Regions from separate parts of the Homo sapiens genome. Here regions 1 and 2 are each linked to region 3. A link is a loop called in an ENCODE intact Hi-C map of the cell type or tissue named here. Cell type or tissue: mammary epithelial cell. All regions are shown on one strand.

Evidence for each region. Peaks named below come from ENCODE experiments on the same cell type or tissue, not always from the same donor. Only the 100,000 strongest peaks of a DNase experiment are listed, where the experiment ranks them.
Region 1: a loop joins it to region 3, with 4 times the contacts of the local background. A loop is called at or near these places in 7 of 110 quality-filtered maps.
Region 2: it touches region 3 in a loop (6-fold over the local background); 5 of 110 quality-filtered maps call a loop at or near these places.

Annotation. Positions count from the first base shown.
Region 1 is chr4:76,730,388-76,738,387 of GRCh38, forward strand. It overlaps SHROOM3 (shroom family member 3), which reads left to right. Exons shown (of 11, transcript NM_020859.4): 4 at 417-548. The region is part of intron 2 of SHROOM3-AS1 (SHROOM3 antisense RNA 1); the gene reads right to left. Among named protein-coding and RNA genes, the nearest start is that of SHROOM3-AS1, 68 kb to the right of the region's middle. In mammary epithelial cell, a CTCF peak has its summit at 3,279 (motif pointing left); no DNase peak of the experiment used is centred here.
Region 2 is chr4:76,748,595-76,756,594 of GRCh38, forward strand. It overlaps SHROOM3 (shroom family member 3), which reads left to right. Exons shown (of 11, transcript NM_020859.4): 6 at 423-496; 7 at 5,717-6,598; 8 at 7,855-8,000. All of the region lies in intron 1 of SHROOM3-AS1 (SHROOM3 antisense RNA 1), which reads right to left. Among named protein-coding and RNA genes, the nearest start is that of SHROOM3-AS1, 50 kb to the right of the region's middle. RefSeq lists a silencer at 5,322-5,616. In mammary epithelial cell, a CTCF peak has its summit at 304 (motif pointing left); DNase peaks (open chromatin) are centred at 4,797 and 5,467; H3K27ac peaks cover 2,177 bases.
Region 3 is chr4:76,582,903-76,590,902 of GRCh38, forward strand. All of the region lies in intron 2 of SHROOM3 (shroom family member 3), which reads left to right. Among named protein-coding and RNA genes, the nearest start is that of MIR548AH, 11 kb to the left of the region's middle. RefSeq lists an enhancer at 3,405-3,474. In mammary epithelial cell, a CTCF peak has its summit at 3,270 (motif pointing right); DNase peaks (open chromatin) are centred at 3,289 and 7,429; H3K4me3 peaks cover 1,677 bases; H3K27ac peaks cover 4,730 bases.

The DNA of each region.
Region 1 (8,000 bases), 150 kb after region 3:
CAAAGCCCTTTGGGAAATGGAAAGGAATTGCGGGCTCCCATTTTTATATATGGATAGATAGAGACCAAGAAAGACCAAGGCAACTCCATGTGCTTTACATTAATAAAGTACAAAATGTTAACATGTAGGAAGTCTAGGCGAAGTTTATGTGAGAATTCTTTACACTAATTTTGCAACATTTTAATGCAAGTCTGAAATTATGTCAAAATAAGTAAAAATTTTTACAAGTTAAGCAGAGAATAACAATGATTAGTCAGAGAAATAAGTAGCAAAATCTTCTTCTCAGTATTGACTTGGTTGCTTTTCAATCTCTGAGGACACAGCAGTCTTCGCTTCCAAATCCACAAGTCACATCAGTGAGGAGACTCAGCTGAGACTTTGGCTAATGTTGGGGGGTCCCTCCTGTGTCTCCCCAGGCGCAGTGAGCCTGCAGGCCGACCTCACTCGTGGCACACAACTAAATCTGGGGAGAAGCAACCCGATGCCAGCATGATGCAGATATCTCAGGGTATGATCGGCCCTCCTTGGCACCAAAGCTACCATTCCAGGTAAGTGGCTATAGCTGAGACTGAAGGGTTTCTTTCTTTCTAATGTCATGTTCCCAGAAAAGAATGTTTTCTTCTCTGTTTTGAGAATGTTTTTTCTTATACTCACACTAAATATTAAATCTCTATCCACTGCTTTTCTCATCCTCTTATAGTGCTTGACGTGTATATGAGTTACCTTTATATGCTTGGCTAGATCAACTTGAAGATCAGAATTATTTGAAGCACTGGCTGGCCATTTGAGATATTTATGGGGTCCATCAATTCTCAGACATTTCTCCACTGATAGCACTATATTAGAAAAATTGAGATTTTTCTTCCTTCAGTGCTTAAGTGTGCTTTCTGCCTTAGTCAAAACCGTATCCATTTTTATTCCTGTGTTTGAACTCCCCATTTGGTTTTGCTCTTTCAATTAAGGTAATTTGTCCATCTTAGCTCCAACGGCACAACTAATGTACTGAGGACCACTCAGTGTATACATTATCTCATGTAGTGACTCATAGACTTCTTTAAAACAGATACAGTAGTATTAACCCCATTTTGCAGAATAGGAAATTGAAGCTTGCGGCTGGGTGCAGTGGCTTATGCCTGTAATCCCAGCACTTTGGGAGGCCAAGGAGGGCGGATCACCTGAGGTCAGGAGTTCAAGACCAGCCTGGCCAACACGGTGAAACCCTGTCTCTACTAAAAATACAAAAATTAGCCAGGTGTGGTGGCATGAACCTGTAATCCCAGCTACTCGGGAGGCTGAGGCAGAAGAATCGCTTGAACCCGGGAGGTGGAGGTTGCAGTGAGCTCAGATCACGCCACTGCACTCCAACCTGGGTGACAGAGTAAGACTTCATCTCAAAAAAAAAACAAACAAACAAACAAACAGAAATTTAAGCTTGGAAAGATTAGTTTGTCCAAGCTCAAACAACTGATCAGTACCCAAGTCAAGACAAATCCAAGCCAGGTTTCAAAGCTGCTGCATGTAATCAGTAGGTTATACTTCCTCTGCTTTTCTAGCTACTGTTTGTTGTATGGGTCAAGGTTTGGTCAGGAAGAAGGAGAGCCCTCACAAGTGGTTTAGGAGAGGGGTTATAGAACGAGGGAGCACAGCCTGACCACCATCACACATTAGAGAGAGAACTAAGCCAGGACTCCCCTCCACTTCAGACTTGGAACCCCTACAAACTGGAATCTATCTTCTGATCCCAGGGAGTTAGACTCCGTAGCTTATCACTTTTGGGAAATGCTTAGATAGCGCTAATGTAGCGAGGTCAGGAAAATAAGGGTCACTTAGTCCTTACATACAAAGGAGACGCAAGTGTTGGTATGTGTGTGCATGTGTGTTGGGGGGAGGAGGGGAGGCTGGAAGCTTCTGGAAGGATTACTTAATGAACAGATGGTAGCTATGCATTTGGCAAGGCCAGAACTCAGTCACAGCCCTTAATACTCATGTCTGGTCAAGTCAAGGGCCAAATCCTAGACCTCTCACTGATGAACAGTAGCTCATGGAATTGAACAGGACAAACCTCTCTCAGCATATCAGGGTAGGATTCAGGCCACAGGAAGAGATAATGTCCTGGTTCCTTCCTGGTTACAGATGCTCCTCTCCCTTGCCCATGTCCTTCCCAATCACCCTGAAAGAAATTATTCTCACCGTCTGAGCCATCTGTTCTCAGAGAGCAGGTTTCCTAGCAGTGTCTCCTGACCCTTGACAAAGCCAGACTACTTTTGCTTTACAGGCATGGAGGTGTTGAGGGCCTTTAGAAGGTAAGGTGTGTGGAGCCTAACAATGAAGGAAGAATAGCATAGTGGTAAGGGACTGGGCCTTTAAGTCAGACCTAGGTTTAAATCTCCCCTTACCCCTACGGTGTAAGCTTGAGCAAATCATTTAACCTTTGATCTTGGCTTCCTTTTCTGTAAAATAACTAGTACCTACATCATTGGATTGTTGTGAGGATTATATAAAATAGCATATGTGCAATTCTTAGTACATAGTAAGCACTCAATGAATGATGACTGATTATAATAATTAAGCTGAAGACTTCAGGACACCATGAAACCTGGTACTGAACTTGAGGGTGAATGGCCAGCACACACTTATAAATGCAGGTGGGTATGTATTAACAGAGTGCCCTTCAACAGTGGGGTCCTTTGAGCATCCTTACTCCTAACCTTCTTATGAAGCCCTAAATCCAAAGCCACACTGTGACTTAAAAAATGTGCTGGCCCTTCAGCAGAGATAAGCACTGCAATCAGTACTTAGAATGACTGCTTACAGTAACTATGGTGAGCTCCAGTAGGCCTCAGGGGAATGGGGCCGTCAGCACCAGAAGTACAGTATTTTCAAGGCTTTGCTTCTGCACCTCCTCCTTCCTCCTCTGCATCCCAGCCTCCAGAGGGGCTTAGGCAGGTGGATCTGCCCTTGTGCTGTATCTACCACTCTGTCTCTCTGATTGAAGCTTCAAAATTGTTCCTCCTGACATAAGGACCATCAGCACAAAAGCACTGCATGGGGACAAAAGGAGAAAGGAAAGTTCAAATAACTCAAAATGTTACAGGCGTGTGCATTCTCTCCTGCTGCAGCACAAACCACCCTGTGGTGCAGCACAAACAAACCATGCCTGAGGCTTGCAGCTTTGGCAGAGGGCTTGACCCCCATGCTGAGTTCCACCTGTGGGATCTGATCTTGGCAGCGGCAGGTGGAGAGGTGCCCCAGGTGTGTTTCTGAGGAGCACAGTGGCATCTAGTGGTCCAGTGTGCCACATCAGTTGGCTGGTATCTCTCTGACAGCCTTAGTTTAAGTTCCAGAAACCAATCTCAGTCCTGAATTTATGGATCTGTTTCTTGTTAAGAAGCAGGCGTAAGAGGGGGTGAGAGGATGAGGGAGAGACAGGAGTGAGGTGAGAGAGAGAGAGAAAGAGAAGTATGGAGAGACTGAAGATGTGTAATTTAACTGTGAGCTAGGTTGGATTTGGAATTTCACTGAAATTGTATTTCAGCTGCTTTCTGTCAGACCCTTGACACTCTGTTTTTGCTGCCCTATGGAAATCTCACCCAGTGGTTCTAAAGTACTAAAGTACTTTAGAAGAGACTGAAAAGTTATGTAGTCTAGCCCCCTGACAAGAGGCTGAAATAGCAGTATCAAATCAGTGATTCATTCATTCAACAAATCTGTATGAGCATCCACTATGTCTCAGATGCTTTGTAGGTATTGGGAGTACAGTGGTGAACAAGGCATAAAAAGCCCCCTGCACCACAATTATTTGTTTCCCAAAATGTGTTCCGTGGAATAACAATCCACTAGATACTTCTTAGAAAAAAAAGTTTCTGAGATCAAGTAAGTTTAGAAAACATCTCTTAGTTAAATTATATATTTCTCTTTTAGAACAACACATGAAAAATGGTTTGGGAGAACAATAGTTTATAAAAGACTCAGAAATCTTGCAGTAAATAAAATTGTTTAGCTTATTTAGCTCAATATTTTCCAAACATATTTAATCATCTAAGGAATTAGTGTTCTGTGAGCACACTTTAGGAAATGTTTTCATACACTTATTTTGTGCTCTATGTTTTAAATATTTTAAAAATACTTTTTTTTTTTTTTTTGAGATGGGTCTCACTGTGTTGCCCAGGCTGGGGTGCAGTGATGCGATCAAGGCTAACTCCAACATTGACATTCTGGGCTCAAGCGATCCTCCCGCCTCAGCCTCCCAAAGTGCTGGGATTACAGGCGTGAGCCACCGTACCTGGTAGATACCTGTGTTTAAAAGTATTTTAAACACACAAAATAGAATGATATTATAAAAATACATACATCTACCACAGAATTAAAAAGCATTTTATGTTCACTTCAGTTCTTTAAATATTATAGATACAGTCAAAGTCTCTTTCACATAACCAAAGGGATATGATATAATGTCAAGTAGTGGTAAGTGCTGTGAAGAAAATAAAGCAGGGTAACAGGCATAAAGGAGAGAAGAGATGCTCTTTAGTTAGTTCCAGGAGGTCCTCTCTGAATGAAGTAAGAGGGAGTAAGCCAGGTGAAGAGCACTCCGGGTGGTGGGAGCAGTGAGTACAAAGACTCTGAGACCCTGAGATGGGAATAAATTTCCTGGGTTTGAGTTTCAACAGGGAAACTATTATGCTGGAGTGCAGGGAGCAAGAAGAAGAGCAATAGAAAATGAGGCTGGAGAAGTAGCCAGACCATGGTAAGAACTTTGATCCACTCAAGATGCACCCCTCTTGAGAGTAAGGCTGGCTTTATGTGAGTTGGAATTGTTGCAGGATTGAAAACCTTCATTCCAAGTTTTCTTACCCATCATTAAAAGTGCCATTTTGGTGGCATCAATGGCAAAGGTAATAAAAATGAGTATTTCCAGACAGCAGTGGAAGAACTTGTCCTAGTGAGTGATATCAGTGCCTGTATTCCCCAGGCAGCTTGGGAATGGTAATTCTGAAGGGACAGAACCCTCTCCGGGCAGGAGGGAAAATACCTAACAGAGGCCTTCCATGACCTTTCTACCTTAGGTTTGCTACAGGAAGGAACCCACTATACCCTTGCACTGGTCTGATTAGAGATATGTGTAACAGGGATTTCATATTTATAGATACCATCTATATTTTAAGATATGTTAGGCTGGGCACGGTGGCTCACGCCTGTAATCCCAGCACTTTGGGAGGCCAAGGAGGGTGGATCATTTGAGGTCAGGAGTTTGAGACGTGCCTGGCCAACATGGTGAAACCCCGTCTCTACTAAAAATACAAAAATTAGCTGGGCATGGTGGTACCTGCCTGTAATCCCAGCTACTCGGGAGGCTGAGGCAGGAGAATTGCTTGAACCCGGGAGGCGGTGGTTGCAGTGAGCCGAGATTGCGCCACTGCACTCCGTCCTGGGCGACAGACCGAGACTCTATCTTAAAAAAAAAAAAAAAAAAAAAAAAAAAAAATATATATATATATATATATATATATATATATATATTTTAGTGATGGTATCTTCCCCACTCGATAGTGTTTCAGTTAACCATCAGTTTATTTACTTTGATTTGTTGTGTGTGTTCCTATGTTAGATTTGAATTATCCTTTCAATGAAAGACTGCTAAAATTCTCAGCAGTTGGGAGGAGGATTACCTAATGTCTCCTACCTTCATAGAAATGGTGAATGAAACGGCCCTTATGGGGTTCCATTTCCCCTGGAAGTATTAGCTCTAAAAAGGAAGCAGACTGGGTCATACAGGATTATCCACAAGGCTGTCTAGCGCTTCTTTAGTAGGACCTCTTTATTTAGAGGGGAATGAAGAAATTCAGGGTAGGGGGTAAAATCTTTGACATATGCTATGCCATTGAGTGCCGGGTCTGATTTCCCTGATCTGGCTGGCTTGGGAGCTATTTCCTTCCTTTCTCCCTTGAATTTATACCTATCTGTCCCGAAGTAGGATGCGCCATTCAGTCAACTGACTTTCTCTGATAGAGAAAAATTACATTCTTGAGGAGAGCTGCTGAAAGTGTAGTCTCCTTTTCCTTAAATTCCAGCACAAGTTTTGACTCCGAATATGGTTTTTCTAGTCTCAACATATTATCTGGAGATATTCCAGCCATAAAGCATTATCACATACTTGACCAATAAGACACTACATTTATTTACATGTAATCTAGAAATAGAAGAATACATCATGAATTTTAATAGTGTTGAAACGCCTATCCATTTAAAAATAGAAAATCTTGGGCAAGAACTTCTAGTGATTTACCCTTCTTTAGAGAACAGTGAGTCACAAACATTTAAACCACTTATTCCTTCATATATGCCCTCCCCGTGTGTGTATATATATAGAGACAGAGACAGACATTTTTTAGAGCAGTTTTAGTTTCATAGTGAAATTGAACAAAGTCCAGAGATTTCCCATATAGTCCCTGTCCCCATACATGCACAGCCTCCTCCATTTTCAGCAACCCCCACCAGAGTAGTACATTTGTTACAACTGATAAACCTACATTGACACATCATAATCACCCAAAGTCCATAGTTTATATTAGGGTTCACTGTTGCTGTTGTGCATTTTGTAGGTTTGGACAAATGTATAATGACATGTATCCATCATTATAGTATCGTACAGAATACTTTCACTGTCCTAAAAATCCTCTGTGCTCGCCCATTCCTCCTTGCATCGCCCCTAAGACCTGGCAACCACTGATCTTTTTATTGTGTCCATTGTTCTGCCTTTTCCAGAATGTCAGTCATGTAGTTGGAATCATATGGTTTGTAGCCTTTTCAGACTGGCTTTTTTCATCTAGTGAAATGCATTTTAGTTTCTTTCATATTTTTTTCATGGCTTGACAGCTCTTTTTTTTTTTTTTAAGTAATGAATAACATTCCATTGTGTAGATATACCACAGTTTATTCACCTACTGCAGAACAGCCTTGTTGCTTCCATGTTTTGGCAATTATGAATAAAACTGCTGTAAACATCCGTGTGTGGGTTTTTGTGTGGACGTGAGTTTTCAGTTCCAGTGGATAAATGCCAGGGAATGTGATCACTGGATCTTATGGTAAGAGTATGTTTAATTTTGTAAGAAACTGCCAAACTTCTTTTAAAAGTGGCTGTGCCATTTTGCATTACCACCTGCAATGAATGAGAGTTTCTCTTGCTCCCCATCCTCACCAGCATTTGGTATTGTCAATGTTCTGGATTTTGGCCGTTCTAATAGGTGTGTAGTGGTATCTTGGTTTTGTTTGGTTGTTTTTTGTTTTTGCCTATGACAGAGCCCTCAGGACGTCCTGAGAACATGTTCCCTAGTATCTTGTTGTTTTAATTTGTAATTTCCTAGTGACTTATGATGACAGCCTTTTCATTTGCTTTTTCACCATCTGTATATCTTCTTAGGATTGGCCAGTTTTTAAATCAGGTTGTTTTCTTATTGTTGAGTTTTAAGTGATTTTTTAAAAACACATATATTTTGAGTTTCTAAGTAATTTTATTTTGAGACAGCTTTCTGGAGTTTACAGTGATTGATAGTCTTTTTCCTCTTCTCCAGACGGGCTCTGAAAACCATCTGGAGGAGCTTGTAAATGAGAAAATCTTGCCCTCCTAAATGTATGAGGAGGCTTTGCTTTGGCTTTTGGAAGTCATCCACAGGTGTTGGAATCCCAGCACCGAAGAGCCCCTGTGATTAAGCCTTCTCATAAAGCTTCCCTCTCCTTCCCTCTTTCCCCTTAGTTCTGCCTCTCATGAGCTTTTTCTGACTCTAATTTCTCTCATTCAGCTTTGTGTTTAGCTTTCCCACCACAAACAAATTGTTTCTAGTGCAGTTAAGATTCCAGGAAGATTGCCAGGGTGTATCCTTCAATTCCATAAAAAGGAAAGATATTAACTAAAAACATATACATGTGCACACAAAGTCTCCTTCACCCGTGCCTATTCTCTTATTAACTTTTTCCCCTCTTCCCACAAACAGCCCCAGTAGACA
Region 2 (8,000 bases), 170 kb after region 3:
AAAATGTAATAGACTGTCCTTTCCCGTCATCTCTCATATTTCCCTATTGCCATTTGAAAAGTTTGGCCCATTGAATTCATTGTCTTCGTTATCCTATTTCAAGTTTAGCAGTTGTTTTGAACTCCAGAGATAATCGTTAGGAGACTTCTCTTAGTTAGGAAACATCCTTGTTAGAGGAGGCACCTGGTGAGACAGACTGAAGTTCAAATTCTGACTCTGCTTTTTTTTTTTTTTTTTTTTTTTAAATCTTCGGCTTATCTCCTGCATCGATGCCATGGGATTATGTAAGAGTGCCACCACGTGGCCTGACAATAGTAGGTTGCCAGTAAATAGGTGTTCCTTCTCCTTTTTACCTCCACCCTCTTGGTAAATTTAAACACCCGTTTATTGGCAGTAATGCTGTGCCTTTCTTGTGTTTCAAGGATGTGCTTTTGGGGCAAGACAGTGGCTTTGGTCTTGTGAAGGATCCATGTTATTTGGCTGGTCCTGGATCTAGGTATGTACATGTACTTATGATGCTCTCTGCATATGAATGCTGCTGGTGTTAAACTACTCTTGTTCCTTTCTACAAGAAATTGAAATGTGATGTCATATAGTGTCACATGCTTTTTTGATTTGTCTAGGCCATGGATAACTTTTTTTTTTAGTTTTATTATTATACTTTAAGTTTTAGGGTACATGTGCACAACGTGCAGGTTTGTTACATATGTATACATGTGCCATGTTGGTGTGCTGCACCCATTAACTCGTCATTTAGCATGGAGAACTTTTTATTTTCCATTTAGAAATGATTTTCTTTAAGAATGACACTTGTTCAAAATAGGTTTTGAACATGTGCTACTGAGGACAAGGTTGATTTGGCTAACCAGTTTGACAACAGAATAATTAATGGAGGTGCTATTCTTGAGCGTGCCCCATGGCTTTCACAAATGGGGCCTCCTGTGTGGCTGATCTCATCCAGCTCTGTGTGCAGAGCATCACATCTGGTGACCACAGTGCTAGGGAAGAACGGGCATTTCATGAACAGCTTCACAGAGGAAGGCAAACTGTAAGCATCGGAGGTGAAAAATAAAGCTCAAAATCATAACTTTATACATGTGGGGATGGAAAACAGAGGAAAGTCGTTTTTTTAAAATGCCATCAAAATCATATATCCTGGGTAGAAAAGTAAAATGAGCACTTTTTTAGAATTTAAAATTTTGAACTGTTCACATGGGACTTAATAAGTAGAAATTTTCAGAAAGGGTATTCTCTGAACCATGTACTCTGTATGTAGTTTTAATGCAGCATTACAGAGTTATCTACTATAATCTATTATTACTAATGATAATACACCTACACCCTACCTACTCCTTTCTACGTTTTTAAGCCATTTCCTTAATTTTTCTTACATTTCATTCAATCATTGTTTCTACATTCACCTTCTTAATAACACAACCTAATTCTGTCAAGTAGAAGCAGCCAACATGGTCAGGAAGTAGGTATTAATTACCTGCTTTCTAGCCAAGATCAGCCTTCTACATTTATATGCTCTTGCTCCTATAGCTGTGTTGACAAGGAAGAAAGTATTCAAGGTGAGGTTGAGGACTTTGGTGAGTTTGGGTGCATTAATTAAATGCTAGAGACAAGGGAAAACTAACAATAAACTAGAGTACTGCTAAAGAAAATTGGTCTGAAATCAAAGACGGGACGAAACAACAAACAATCAAATAACCCTATTTAAAAATGGGCAAAGGTAAAAAAAAGAACAAGATCATGTCCTTTGCAGCAACATGGATGGAGCTGAAGGCCATTATCCTAAGCAAATGAACACAGAAACAAAAAAACAAATACTGCACGTTCTCACTTACAAGTGGAAGCTAAGCATTAAGTACACATGGACACAAAGAAGGGAACAATAGACACTGGTGCCTATTTGAGGGTGGAGGGTGGGAGGAAGGTGAGGATTGAAAAAACTACCTATCAGGTACTATGCTTACCTGGGTGACAAAATTATCTTTACATCAAACCCCAGCGTCATGCAATTTACCCATGTAACAAACCTGTACATGTACTCCTTGAACCTAAAATAAAACTTGGAAAGGAAAAAAATAATTGAAGGTGACAGGTGAGGGGGGCTGTTGGTTGGCTCAGTGGCAATATCGACAATCTGAGAAACACAGGTGGCAATTTTGTGGGGAGGGGGAAATCTTCCTCAACAAAATTAGTTCTGTGTTTAAAAAAAAAAAAAAACTTTCTGAGCTGTAAAAATGCCAAAAGAATAAATATGACAAGCATCGCATACCACTGAATAACTGAAATGCTTGTCCTGTTCTTCAGCAATTGACATTAGCATAGGTGCAGCTGCATGCCTAGTGCTTGCTGAAAAGGATATTGATAATTTCAGGACATGTAATTCTCAGCTGTCCTGGGGAAAAGCATAGGCATGGAAAGTGCAGCCGACAGGAAAACATGGGAGGGACTTGATCACAGATCCTGTGCTATGAATTTTGAGTACTAAAAATTCTGCTTGCAGTATATTTTTCTGACCATCACAACCAAGAAGACACAAAAAAGTATAACACTCTTTTTTTTCTAAAGGCTTGCATGGTCTTTTATCATAGTCACTCTGTTAATCATAGTACGAAGACAAGAGTCACATCAACTGGACAATATTGAAATGTCAAAATAATTTGGAAGGTGGAATTTGGAGGAATGTGCCCTCTGTTCTCCATGAATGCCTATTAGGATCAGTCAGTTTTCCTCCATGCTGACATAATTCTCCCTGAATACATGAAATTCAGACTTTACATTAGTGCTTTTTAAAAAACATAAAATGTTCTAATTTATAGAAAAGTAGAGATTTTGCACTGTTCAAGTTTTATGAGAGTTTGATGCCTTCATGGGTCACAAAGAGACAATAGTTGTCATTATTATATACTTCTTTCCTGTTTTCAAACATTCTCCACTCTTTTTATCTCCATTTTAAAGAAAAACACTAGAGGATACCAATCCAACTAAATTCAGACATTCACTTGTTAATTTCAAACATAAAAATTTACTTGTCTATATAAAAATGGGCAAAAGACTTAGACATTTATCCAAAGATGGCAGACACATGGCCAACAAGCATTGAAAAGATGCTCAACACCACTAATCATCAGAGAACTCAAAACCACAATGAGATGTTTACCTCACACACATTAGAATGGCTGCAATTAAAAAAACGAAAAACAACCAGTGTTGGTGAGGATATGGGGAAATTAGAAACCTTGCACACTGTTAGTGGGAATGTAAAATGGTGCAGCCGTATGAAAAACAGCATGGAGATCTCAGAACATTAAAAATAGAACTACCATATGATCTGGCAATGCCACTTCAGAGTATGTGTCCAAAAAAATTGAAAGCAGGGTCTCCAAGACCCATGTTCACACCCATGTTCATAGCAGCTGTATTTACTATTCACAATAGCCAAGAGGTGGAAACAACCCAAATGTCTACTCATGACAGATGATTGGATAAACAAAATGTGGTATAGCCATACAATGGAATATTACTCAGCCTTAAAAAGGAAATTCTGCCACATGCTTCAACATGACATTACGTGAAGTGAAATATAAGCCAGTCACAAAAAGACATACTGTATAATTTCACTTGTATGAAGTACTTAAAGTAGTCAAATTCACACAAAACACAAAATAGTGATTTCCAGGGGTTAGTAGGAGGGGGAAATGGGGAGTTATTATTTAGTGGGTACATAGTTTTAGGTTTGCAAGTTGTGAAAGTTCTGGAGATCTGTTTCACAACAGTGTGAACATATTAACACTACTGAACTTAAAAATGGTTAAGATGAAATTTTATGTTGTTTTTTCTAACCACAATTTTTTAAAAATGCTTTTTCTTTTTTTTTTTAAAGCAAAACAAAACAAAGGTGAGACTAATTGCTCTCAAAATCCATTCTTGAATAGTAGGATTCCTGGATACATATCAGCAGACTCTGGGTGACCCTCTCACACTCTATTATAAAAGGGACTTGAACAAAGTCTTTTTTTATCCCAAACTTCATTCCTAAAAACACAAAATAATCACCACGGAGAAGCATTCTCAACCAAGCTAAGCATTTACCACTGATATTATCTTCAAAAAGAAAATGCCACTTTAGTATAGTTTGTGTAAACTAAGGTCACACAAACTAAAAACATCATATAAAAGTCTATTGGGCTGGATCTTTAAAGGATAAGTGCTATATTATTGTATGTTTTAGTGATGTCTTCCCCTTTAGAAAAGCCTCAAGATATAATAAATAAAATAAAGGCATCTGAATTAGTCGTTAAAACATCAGATTTCAACTGACTCCACATCCTGTTAAAGGATGCTGGGTTTAAAAACAGTTTGTATGCTACAGTCTGGAGAGCAGCTGGGCAAAGGAGACGTCACTGTTCAACAGACATTTGCTGAGGGGGTACTTGGTGGCAGGTACTGGGGATGCCAGGATGGATGAGACAGAAGTGAAGAGCATCCCCAGCGGGAAGCCACCAGGAAGTGCAGAGTGGCTACACTTCTCTATGGAGAGGTTCCTGGTAAAGAAACCATGTCTGAATGAAAGGGACTGGTCATGGGAAGGGAGGGGTTGCATCAGAGAGAGAGGTGGGCCCTTTATTCCATCATCTGCATCTATGTATAATAAAGGAAAAATAAAGGCATGAGAAGAGCTAATTTGGTTCTTTGCCATCTTCTTCCACCACATGCTGCATTCTGTTTGCCTGGCACTTGGATGATCTTGTGGCAAGCCCTGTGTTATTGCTCTGATGTGGGACTGAGTCACCACTCCCTCAGAGGAGTCAGATCTGTGAGATGAAATGTGCCATCTGCACTCCAGATCCACTCACATAGCCAGTCAGGGAACTGCAGACAGGGAATGTACAAATCACGGTGGGTTTGCTGGAGAGCTTTTTATCCTCACATTAACTCTTGCATAGCAGGTAGTGCCACAGACTCTTTTTTCTGTTTTGTTTTGTGGATTTTTCTCCTTTAGAACACAATAACAAAAGTTTTGCGAATTGTTGGGTTTTTCCTCGGAGTCTAGCGTACAGTTGTTTAAATCACCATGTACTATATTTGCTTATTATTGCCAGCCTCTTTCTCCAGAGGTAACTGCTTATTAGCTCCTTAGGTGAGACTCTCCCCCTCCTTTTTATTTTTCATCAGATGAAATGAAAACACTAGGAGAGTAAGCAAAAGTTGTAAATAAAACCTTCAAATTCAGCAGCCCATGCAAATGCTTTCAAAACAGACCTCCCCCGTGGGGATCGCACTGGGAGAGAAGAAGGCAGCATTATTTTTCCCCAGAGCTGGGAGCTATTTCCTGAAGTAGTCCTAAAAGGGGCTGAAGAAATGTACTGTTTGTTTTTATAGCCTGAAGCCTGTCCTCAAAAGCTGCCTTATGTTGCATGGTGTGTACAGGATGTGGGGGCGGTGAGAGGGTTAATAAAAGAAAATGCCTTGTGAACCCAGTCATTCCATGTGACATTTTCCTGTAGGAATTTATGCCTGCCTAGTACTGGTTTAACTTGGGTCTTCCTGTGAGCAGCCAGGGAAGACAGTGTGCAGTTTCTGGGGGAAGGAAAAGAGGTCCTCCTTCCTCTTAAATGCTTTTCTCATCTATGTAAGGAGCATTGGGCTGCATGTTTGCCCCTTTCTTCAGAGCTGTAACCCTCCTGTCTGTGTGCCGTTCCAGGTCACTCAGTTGTTCAGAAAGAGGCCAAGAAGAGATGCTGCCGCTCTTCCACCATCTCACCCCTCGTTGGGGTGGTTCAGGCTGCAAAGCCATTGGTGATTCCTCCGTTCCTAGTGAATGTCCTGGAACCCTGGACCATCAGAGGCAAGCCAGTAGGACACCCTGCCCCAGGCCACCACTGGCAGGAACGCAAGGGCTGGTCACAGACACCAGGGCTGCACCCCTGACCCCAATTGGCACCCCTCTGCCTTCAGCCATTCCCTCTGGCTACTGCTCACAGGACGGTCAGACAGGGCGACAGCCTCTCCCGCCCTACACCCCTGCCATGATGCACAGAAGCAATGGTCACACCCTGACCCAGCCTCCCGGTCCAAGAGGCTGTGAGGGCGATGGCCCAGAGCATGGGGTAGAAGAGGGAACGAGGAAGAGGGTCTCGCTGCCTCAGTGGCCACCTCCTTCTCGAGCAAAGTGGGCCCACGCAGCCAGAGAGGACAGCCTTCCTGAGGAATCCTCAGCCCCTGATTTTGCAAACCTGAAGCACTATCAAAAACAGCAGAGTCTTCCAAGTTTATGCAGCACTTCTGACCCAGACACACCTCTTGGGGCCCCGAGCACTCCAGGGAGGATCTCCCTCCGAATATCTGAGTCTGTCCTGCGGGACTCCCCGCCACCTCATGAGGATTATGAAGACGAAGTGTTTGTGAGGGATCCGCACCCCAAGGCCACGTCCAGCCCCACATTTGAACCTCTTCCCCCACCCCCACCTCCTCCACCGAGTCAGGAAACCCCGGTGTATAGCATGGATGACTTCCCTCCACCTCCTCCCCACACTGTATGTGAGGCGCAGCTGGACAGTGAGGATCCCGAGGGGCCACGCCCCAGGTGAGTGAGCAGACTGGGCAGCTTTCCCCCACTAACAGGAGAGTGTCATGCCCCAGGTGGCCCAGGTCCTTCTGCTGGCCACAGAAGAACCCTGGCATGGAGATGTTTCTATACAGCTCAGCTCAGGACACTGTTGATCTGTTTGCCTCAGGAGGTAGTTGGACCAGTGTCATTGGGTACTGAGGAGTCAGGGTGGCAGAAATGAAAGCTGGGACCCAAGGGGCACATTTCACTTCTGGGGACAGGATAGGCTTAGGCGGTCCAAGTAAATCCCTCCTCCCTGGATGAGTTCTGAATCAGTTAGGAAATAAGACAAAAGAGGAGGGCATATAGAAGACAAAAACATCACTTTTATTACTGACAGAGCTAACATTAAAGAATATGGCTTCAGATTGTAAGTGGGTCTCTTGATACTGAACCCCCAAGTTAAACAGCTTTACCTACCTCATCAAAGGTCATGTTAGACACACAAATACACATAGATATTAATATATACAGCCTTGAGGCAGCCTCAGTCTCAAAAGAGAAGAGAGACTGGGATGTGAATGCTCAGCTTCTCTTTCCAAAATCACTCCATGTCCATAGGGAGGAATAAAGAGTAGGGCTCAAGGTCAGTAATGTTTAGGGAAAACCTCTTGGAAGCTAGGAGAATGAGAAAGAAGCATTCCCCAACACATAGTCCCTAGAACAAGTAATCTCTCAAAACACCAAAAAAACACATTGCCTGACAGCACCTTTTGAGTGGCTTTCTTTAAACACCACAAGAGTGACTTACTACCACTACCCCTGTTAACCTAGACCTTTCAGAAATCTCTGGAATCTAACAGCAACATTCACCAGAACTGAATTCCTAGTCCATCTTCCTCAGGAGATGACAACCTCCTGACCAGCTGCTGGGCTCAGGAGCCCCTTTAGAGTGCTGTTGTTTTCTAAAGAAGGGGTTGATCTCAAATGTGACTATCTCACCCTACTCCTATGTATATATCTATGTATGTTTGTGTGTCTAGCATGACCTGTGACTAGGTAGGTAAATGTTTTTAGTTTCGGGGTTCAGTATCAGGAGACCCACTTATAATCAGAAGCCATATTCTTTAACATTAGCTCTGTCAGTAACATGTGGAAGATGTGGAAAGCTACAGCCCTGATGTGGAAAGCTTCTCCCTCAGTCTTTCTCCACCCTCTTATCATCACCCTTCTCTTATCACTCTCTCTTTCTCTCTCTCTCTTTTTTTTTTTTTTTTAAATATCCCTGGCAGCTTCAACAAACTTTCTAAAGTGACAATTGCAAGGGAAAGGCACATGCCTGGTGCAGCCCATGTGGTAGGTAGTCAGACACTGGCTTCCAGACTCCAAACTTCTATCAAGGGTTCAGAGGCTGAGTCCACACCACCCTCCTTCATGA
Region 3 (8,000 bases):
ACTGCTTCCAGATTAGATCATCATTACTTCTTCCAACAAGAATGGCCTAACCCTCTGCAAGTGATTGCCAAAGAATCTGGACAGGTAGAAAGTGAGAAGTCAAGATGTTTGTGAGAGCATTCCACATGAGGAACAGATGCGTTTGTTTTTGATCACAGCTGAGTCTGAATGCTCTCTAGAACTCAGATGTAGAGAAAGGAGGAAATACAAGATGGGGCTGTGGGCAGGTCTTACCTGGGCTGGGGGAGCAGCGTGGTGTGGATGGTCTTCCTTCTAAATGAGGGGAGCTGGTGCACATTCCAGTGTAAAGAACATCCTATGCACCAGAGTTGTCTGCACTGACTTAGGACGGCATCATCTCCAGACTTGAGGACCCCTGAGCTCACCATTCTTCTGTCCATGAGTGGCCACCCAACCACCCAAGGGTGAAAGGTCGTGCTCTATGCTCTCACCTCAGGTCATGATGAAGGTAGGAAGAGCGACCATCCAGCCCATACCACCACAACTGGGTAACATTAGAGCTCTTCCTGTAGACCAAGCACTATGCTAAGTGCTTTTTCATAGCATCACCTTCAGTCCTCACATCAGATAGGTACCCATTTCAGAGGAGAGAAAACTGACGCTTGGAAAAGCTGAATAATTTGCCTGCAATCACAAAGCTGGTGAATGCAAAGCCTTTATCTCAGAGGGTGGTGGTTCAGAACATGGGCTCTGTGGTCAGATTGCTTAGGTGTGCATTCCAGATCTGCTGCTTGCTGGCTGTAAAATGTTCAACAAGTTACTTCTCGAAGCCTCAGTTTCCACATCTGTAAAGTTGGAGTAATAATTATAATATTTACCTTATAGAATTGTGGTGATGATTAGAGAATGTAACATGGTAACTACCGACACATAGTAACTACTAACTATGGGTCAACTGTAGGTTGGAACCACATGAAATTTCTATTGTAGTGGACCAAAAATTATCAAATATTGGCAATTTCATATGGTTCAATCTAGTATTACTAAAAGGCATCCATTCTTTGTAAATATCAATGCTTTCCTTATTCATCTCATAATTTGTGAAAGGACAGGTTATTTAATTGCTTTTAACTTTTCCTTGTTTTAGTTTCCCTAAAGAGTGACATAGAGGCTGGGTACGGCGGCTCACGCCTATAATCCCAGCACTTTGGGAGGCTGAGGCGGGCAGATCACCTGAGGTCAGGAGTTCAAAACCAGTCTGGCCAACACGGTGAAACCCCATCTCTACTAAAAAAAAATAAAAAATTAGCCAGGCGTGGTGGCACATGCCTGTAATCCCAGCTACTTGGGAGGCTGAGGCAGGAGAATCTCTTGTATCCGGGAGGCAGAGGTTGCAGTGAGCTGAGATTGCACCACTGCACTCCAGCCTGGCGACAGAGCAAGACTGCATCTCAAAGAAAAAAAAAAAAAAGAGTCACATAGATTTCTTTTACTGTAACAACATAACATCCATGAGGACTGTGTATGCAATATACACAGTTCCCTGAGCCAACACAACCTGTTGAGGATGTTGTCACAGAGAATCTGGAGCAGAGTGGATCTGAAGTGAGCTTAAATTGGACAGAGCTGGACTATGAGGAAGTGACTGGTGACACAAATGAGTCCACTCCTGGCTCCTTTAAACTACTGTGAATGTTCTGGTCTTTTCAGGAATGGCGTTCCCATACTAGCCGGCTGATTGTGATAAACAAACGTCAAACATGACCATTCGTCATTCCGCATAGTGGAGATGAGCTCTGGTCTGCAGCAGGAGGTTGTTAAATTTGACATATTCAAAATGAATTGCACGGCCTGGCTGCTCTTGAACTCTGGCTTGCTGGGAGTAGCCTATGATGGAAGGAAATTCCACTCTGTGGTGGTGTTTTGGGGAGGTTGCATGGTGGGGAGAGGAAAACATAAAGCTGGGATAAGAACAGTGCTTTCCTAAGAAAAAAGGAGGCTACTTTTGAACGAATGCATCTATGATGCCAGATCTAGTGGGAGGCTTCTCTTCTTTTGAAAGATGATTCTGTGCCCCACCCCATTCCTATCCCACATTTGCCTCAATTTCATTTCCTTAGATTTCACATTATAGAGATATAAATAACTCTGGAATTCAAGTGGAACATTCTAGAGAGACAGACATTCTAGTTAAAACAGGAACAATCTTTCAATAAAATTAGTATCACCTTTGAAATGCAATGATACTTTGAGGATGCTTCAGACTTTGTTGGTGTTTGGAATGATTACTACTGCTGGTAGAAAATAATGCCACTGTGAATTCAGAATTCTGTGTGTGTGGGGAGGGGGGCATGCTCCCTTTCTCTCTTCTTTCTGTGCCTAAAAATAACCTGCAAATCTTGTTCAAATTCTTTTGCAAGGAAATTTATAAATTGTCTGTGTATTCTATAATTATTTTCCCATCATGATGGCTCTAAGGAAAATACATTTACATACCCATAAACTCAGACACTCTTGGAGTCCCATTTTCTTTCTGTGTGTGCTGTTCCTTTTCTCTTTCTCTCTCTCTTTGTGTCTATGGTTACTGTTAAGCTGACCCCTACAGTCTGGGGCAAATACCAAACTTGAATCAAGCACTACTTATCCATACAGCTGCGAAGGATTGCGGTTTCAGGGCCTCAGATGATAGATTTAAGTAAAGTCTGTAACTGGATGGAGTTTAGGAAACCTGTTATGATTTCATCTACAAAGGCGGGCTGCATCGCACCCCACTGTGCTGAATTTTAAGATGCGATGTGGTGTTGTTGTTTTGTCTTTTTTTATGAGCAGCATCTTTATTATAAATGATCTATTTTTATGTCTGTGGTGATTTTTATAATACTGAATTTCATTGTTGAGAACAATGACTGTAGAAAGATCTTTCTTTATTGTTCCTGTCTCTTCTCCCAGTGTCTGGAAGAAACTGTTGCTTGCAAAAAACATAGCTAATTAAAAATTGAACTTAATTAGCTACAAAGAAGCCCGACTCGCCAGGGCTGGGAGGAAGGGCAGATAAAGCTGCCGACGCTGTGTTCTTCTTTACCTTCGCTTTAATGGTCTTCACAGCACGTCGTGTTTATGAGTCAGAGGACCCTAGAGCGACACTTGTTGGGGACGGGCAGGACACCACAGCACGACAGGCAGCTCCTGCAAGTGGCGGCGGGAATGCACGCCGGAGTCGGCGTGCCAGCGCGGTGGAAACCGGTTCTCAGGTTCTGGCCGAGTGGACTTCCCCTTACATCAGCGGGCCAGCTCCTGTCAGGCAGGCGGCCGGCGATTGGCCGGGAGGAGGCAGTCATTCAAACTGCCTTTTGTGTTTGGCTAATCAGGGCAGCCCAGGTTCCCAGCGGAGGTGCGTCTGTGGTGTCAGACACCTGTGTCTCAGCTCTGTCTTCCTCGGGCTGGCTCCTGCGGATCCTTCCTGGGCCAGAACCGTGCCTCTAGGCCACCTCCCCCAAGCCACCAAGCCCCCGCGGTGGGCCAGCCTTGGCCCAGTGTCACGCAGGACAGAAATGACCAACAGATAACTGAGGACAATGGACCTGCCTGGGCATAGACTTCCTTAAGGTAAGTCCATTTTAAACCAACGATTTCTCGATGACATTATTTCTCCGTCGATGTTGGCAGAAATGCCAGCATTGGGAAGGTAAACTAAAGAGAGGTAGGGAAGTTGTTCAAGTTAGGCCTTTGTGATGAAATCACCAAGGTTTTGGGCTGTCAGATATGCTGACAAAATAATATAAAAGAATAAAGAAACATGTACATGGGGAGGAGAGAGCTTGACAAATGACTCTAGTCCTCTCAGGCAACGGGCACTTTTTCCTATTTGATGAGAAGCTCAAATGATAACAGAGTAAAGTAACTTTTAGTTAAGGCCAACAAATATATATGCTAACTTGTATAATAAGACCAAGTCAGCCTGAACATCTTGGCTCCCTCCAATCATGCAACCTCAGGATTTACAGCCTAATTTTAATTATAACTTATTTTTAAAGCTATCTTTAACTTTCTTATTTGGGATATGAAGGCAGCTTTTCTTTTTTAGGTTTGTTCGACATGGGTGAATCAATGAATTGCACTTCAACAGCAAAATTGGATTGTATTGATTGGTTGGCTCACTCTTCTCATCCTTTATGTTTCAGAGAAGGTCGGATTATAAATGCAAGCACCTACATTTAAGCAACAGTTGAGATGCTTAAGAACGTGCTTCTGTGTGATTCTGATTAATCCTTAACTATGCTCTGATTTCATTTTACTTGTAAATCAATTGACACATACTTCAGGGACCATCCTGTCTTTTCTCTGGGGTTGCTGTCACCGTATTTGTAACTTGAGGATTTAATAATTGAAGATTGATAAAAAAGACTGGTGGTTTGGGACTAGTGTTTTCACCCTGTCTGTTTTGTTGTGATAGGAAGGAAGGTAATTTTCCCTTGGATTTAAATTTTTTTCATTGAAAACATTCTGAAAATGGGTAAAGTTCTCTTTATAAATCTAAAGAGGTTCTGAGACTACTTTTCCCACCTCATTAATTTCAAGGATGTAAACACCTTCATGAAAGGAAGGTGTTTACCCATTCTCAATGATTCTGTTCAAGTGATAAACAGCAATAGGGCAAACAGGTCATTCAAAATCTGTGCTAATCATCCTCAAGTGTGTTTTTTCTTCCAATGATTACAGCCAGTTGGAGTTTTCCATTTTTTTCAGCAGTTAGCTAAAGTGTCTTTATAAAAACATTTTCCTATAATAAAATAACACATTAGTGACATTTAATATAAACATAAAAATTACTGCTTTGATGAATAAAAGCACCAGAAATGGCATTACCCATCAGATGAAATATGATCATCACACAAGTCTACAGCAATCACTTAAAAATATAGTGTATATGCAAGTGATTTTAAAATATGGATCCATAGGTAGGTAGACACAAAGTGAATTTATAAATGTTGAAGTTGTTAAAGAGAAATGAACATTGGAAAGCTAAATAGATATTGAACATTTTTATATTTCAAAAATCTACCTTCGGTTATGAATTACAACCTAGAGAATATATAAATCAAAGGTAATTTCCTGAGTTAAGTGTAAATCATTTTTTGTATGGAGAGGGATAAATACCCTCATCTTATTCCCTAATCTTAGCCCTAATCATTGTCTTCCATAAAAACCCCAGTATCCTAAAAAGGTACAGAAAGGAAGAGGAGAGAGCTGGTTGAAAAACTTCTTAACAATACTTAAAAGTAAACAAAGTCACAAACCCCACGTTTCATATTAAGAGTGTAGAAAGCCCTTGTTCAGGTCTGCAGAGTACCAGGGCACTCCAAATATGTAATTTAACACATTCATTAATAACTATGATAAATAGATATTTTATTCCAAGAACAATATCATTAGAGAGTTAGATTGGAGGGCAAGGGGATTAAGTATCTTAAGTTTATTGTTTCCCGAGTGACCATTTTTAAAAGCCTCCTTCCAGGAACTGTGGAATGCCTGCCAGGCTCCCTGACTGCTGTCTGGTGAGGGTCCCTACTGGTGCTGTGGACAGCACAATACACAATGGGGCACAAGAAAGCCACGCAGCCTCCCCCTCCTAGACACATGCTGTGCACCCCCTTGGCTCTGCTTGGAAGGTTCAGCTCTGCAAATGGAAGGTTGCAAACATCAGACACCTTCTTTCTGTTTCTGTCTCTCTCCCCTTCTTCTCCCCACAGTGTCCAGCCTTGGCCCCTGACTTTTCCTGGGGTTGGGGAGGCCTGTAGGTTCAGAAGCTGAGCAGCTGGGTGAAGACCTCCCTTAGCTCAATGTGCTCTGGCCATAGGGAGCAGACAAGCAAGCTGAGTTTGGGTAGCCCTAGACACATGGAAAAAGAAACAGCTTCCTCACCTCCACCCCTCCATAGATGACTTCATTAAAATGTCGCTGGTTAATAGGGAAAAGGTAGCACTCCTTGTTAGGCCAAACCCCTAAAAGGCATGTTTTTTAGAAAACAAAAAATAAACAAAAAAAAAATCCCCAGCAGTCTTAATGATCACATTTTGGTGACGGGTGGGAAGGTATACTTTCATACAAATGGATGATTTTGGAAGGCATGAACCTAAGCTGTCTCACACAATTTTGCTTCTTAGTTGGACTGACTGGTTTAAAAAATGAAGCCCAAATGATAGCCGCAGAGCGGTATGGGTGGCATATCATCTGATCCCATTGAGATAAAAGCTCTCAACAAACTTGTGTGAACCAAAACTGATAGAATGAGTGATGTTCCACAAGTGATCAAGAGACTCCTAGCTGGGTGCGGTGGCTGACGCCTGTAATCCCAGCACTTTGGGAGGCCAAGGTGGGCAGATCACCTGAGGTCGGGAGTTTGAGACCAGCCTGACCAACATGGAGAAACCCTGTCTCTACTAAAAATACAAAATTAGCCAGGCTTGGTGGCGCATGCCTGTAATCCCAGCTAATCGGGAGGCTGAGGCAGGAGAATCGCTTGAACCCAGAAGGCGGAGGTTGCAGTGAGCTGAGATTGTGCTATTGCACTCCAGCCTGGGTGATAAGAGTGAAACTCTGTCTCATAAAAAAAAAAAAAAGAAAAAAGACTCCTGGCATCAGTCACTGAAGGAGGACTTTGCTTCTGCACTGGAAGCCTGGCTTTAAAGCAAAAACTCTGGTGTTGGAATGTAAATGAGCCCCACCCTGGGAAGCTATGGCTGCTCAGAAACACTTGGTTTTTTCCAAGTACCAAAGCTCCCTAGTAAGCAGTAGAGCTACCAGTAGACTCTGCCCACTAAAACATGTGTTCCACATTGCCCATCAGCCCTCCAGGGGCGGGGGTCCCAGCAATCAGCCTCTGAAGGGAATCTCCAAGTTCTTCCCTTATCTTTACTCTCACAGCAGTGGAGGCACAGTCTCAGTGACCTGATACTTATGCATTTATTTCTCAGTTGTTTATTAATCGTGGATCATTAGTTCTTCCATCTGAGGTAGGTCATATATCATTATCCTAGTGTGGAAGAGAGAGAGAAAAAGAATGAAATGGAAGAATTTGTCCAACACTACCAAGAAGTTAGTGAGAAATTAGAACCTCAAATACCATGCGGTTCTCCTTCCCTTTTTGTCTTTCTGTCAAAACGGAAATCAGGGATCCTTAAACCTTTCCCTGAGCAGTTCTCTCTGGGCACTAAAATGCTTCAGGCCAAAAATATGCTGGTTCTCTTAACTGGATCACTCTGTGACTGAAAGAGAGAGCATTAAAACAATGAAATGAATTGGGTGTGTGCTCACCTGAACAACTCAAAACCCCAGCGGGTTGCTGGTAAAGTTTTCCTGAAGCCTAAATTGAGGACAGCACCCTCTCTCCTCTGGCTTTTTCCTAGAAAGACCTGATCATTTAGTTTATAACAAATTTCAACCCTGGCCCCTTGACCAGGGAGGCCAGTTGCGGGTGAGCCGTCTGAAGGTGGCTGGCCTGCATTGCCTCCGAAGGTATTTCAGGAATGTTAATGGTATGCCTGAGTGGAGGCCGCAGAGCTCCGAGCTCAGGCCTGAGAACTGTTCTTGTGGCCATCTGTTGTGGCCCAGGAAGTCTCATAGCAACAGCTTCTCAAGAATGGTGCTTTTTTTTTTTTTTTTAATTAAAATTAACTCACACAAAACCAAAAAACTGCTCCACTGCTCAAGAAGAATCAGGACAGCATTCAGATTTTTTCTACACAGTGATGAGTTTTTAAGGAAGAAAAGCCCCCGCATCCTACATTCCTGTTCTTTAAATGAGCAATTTGTACTTGGTGTTGAGGTCTTAATTTTTTTTTTTTCTCCCCCGGGGTAGAAGTCTTTCTTTGGAAAAGAATGGAGGTGAAAACAAGTTTCCAAGGCTGTGGAGAAAATAGTCAGCAAAAATATGGTTAGGAAAAAAGTGGTCAGTTTTTTTGAGATTTTCTTGGTATTTGTTGTTCTTAGCGATCCTGTCGGCAGCTGCATTTTTCCCCCTCTGTAATAATGTGAGCTTT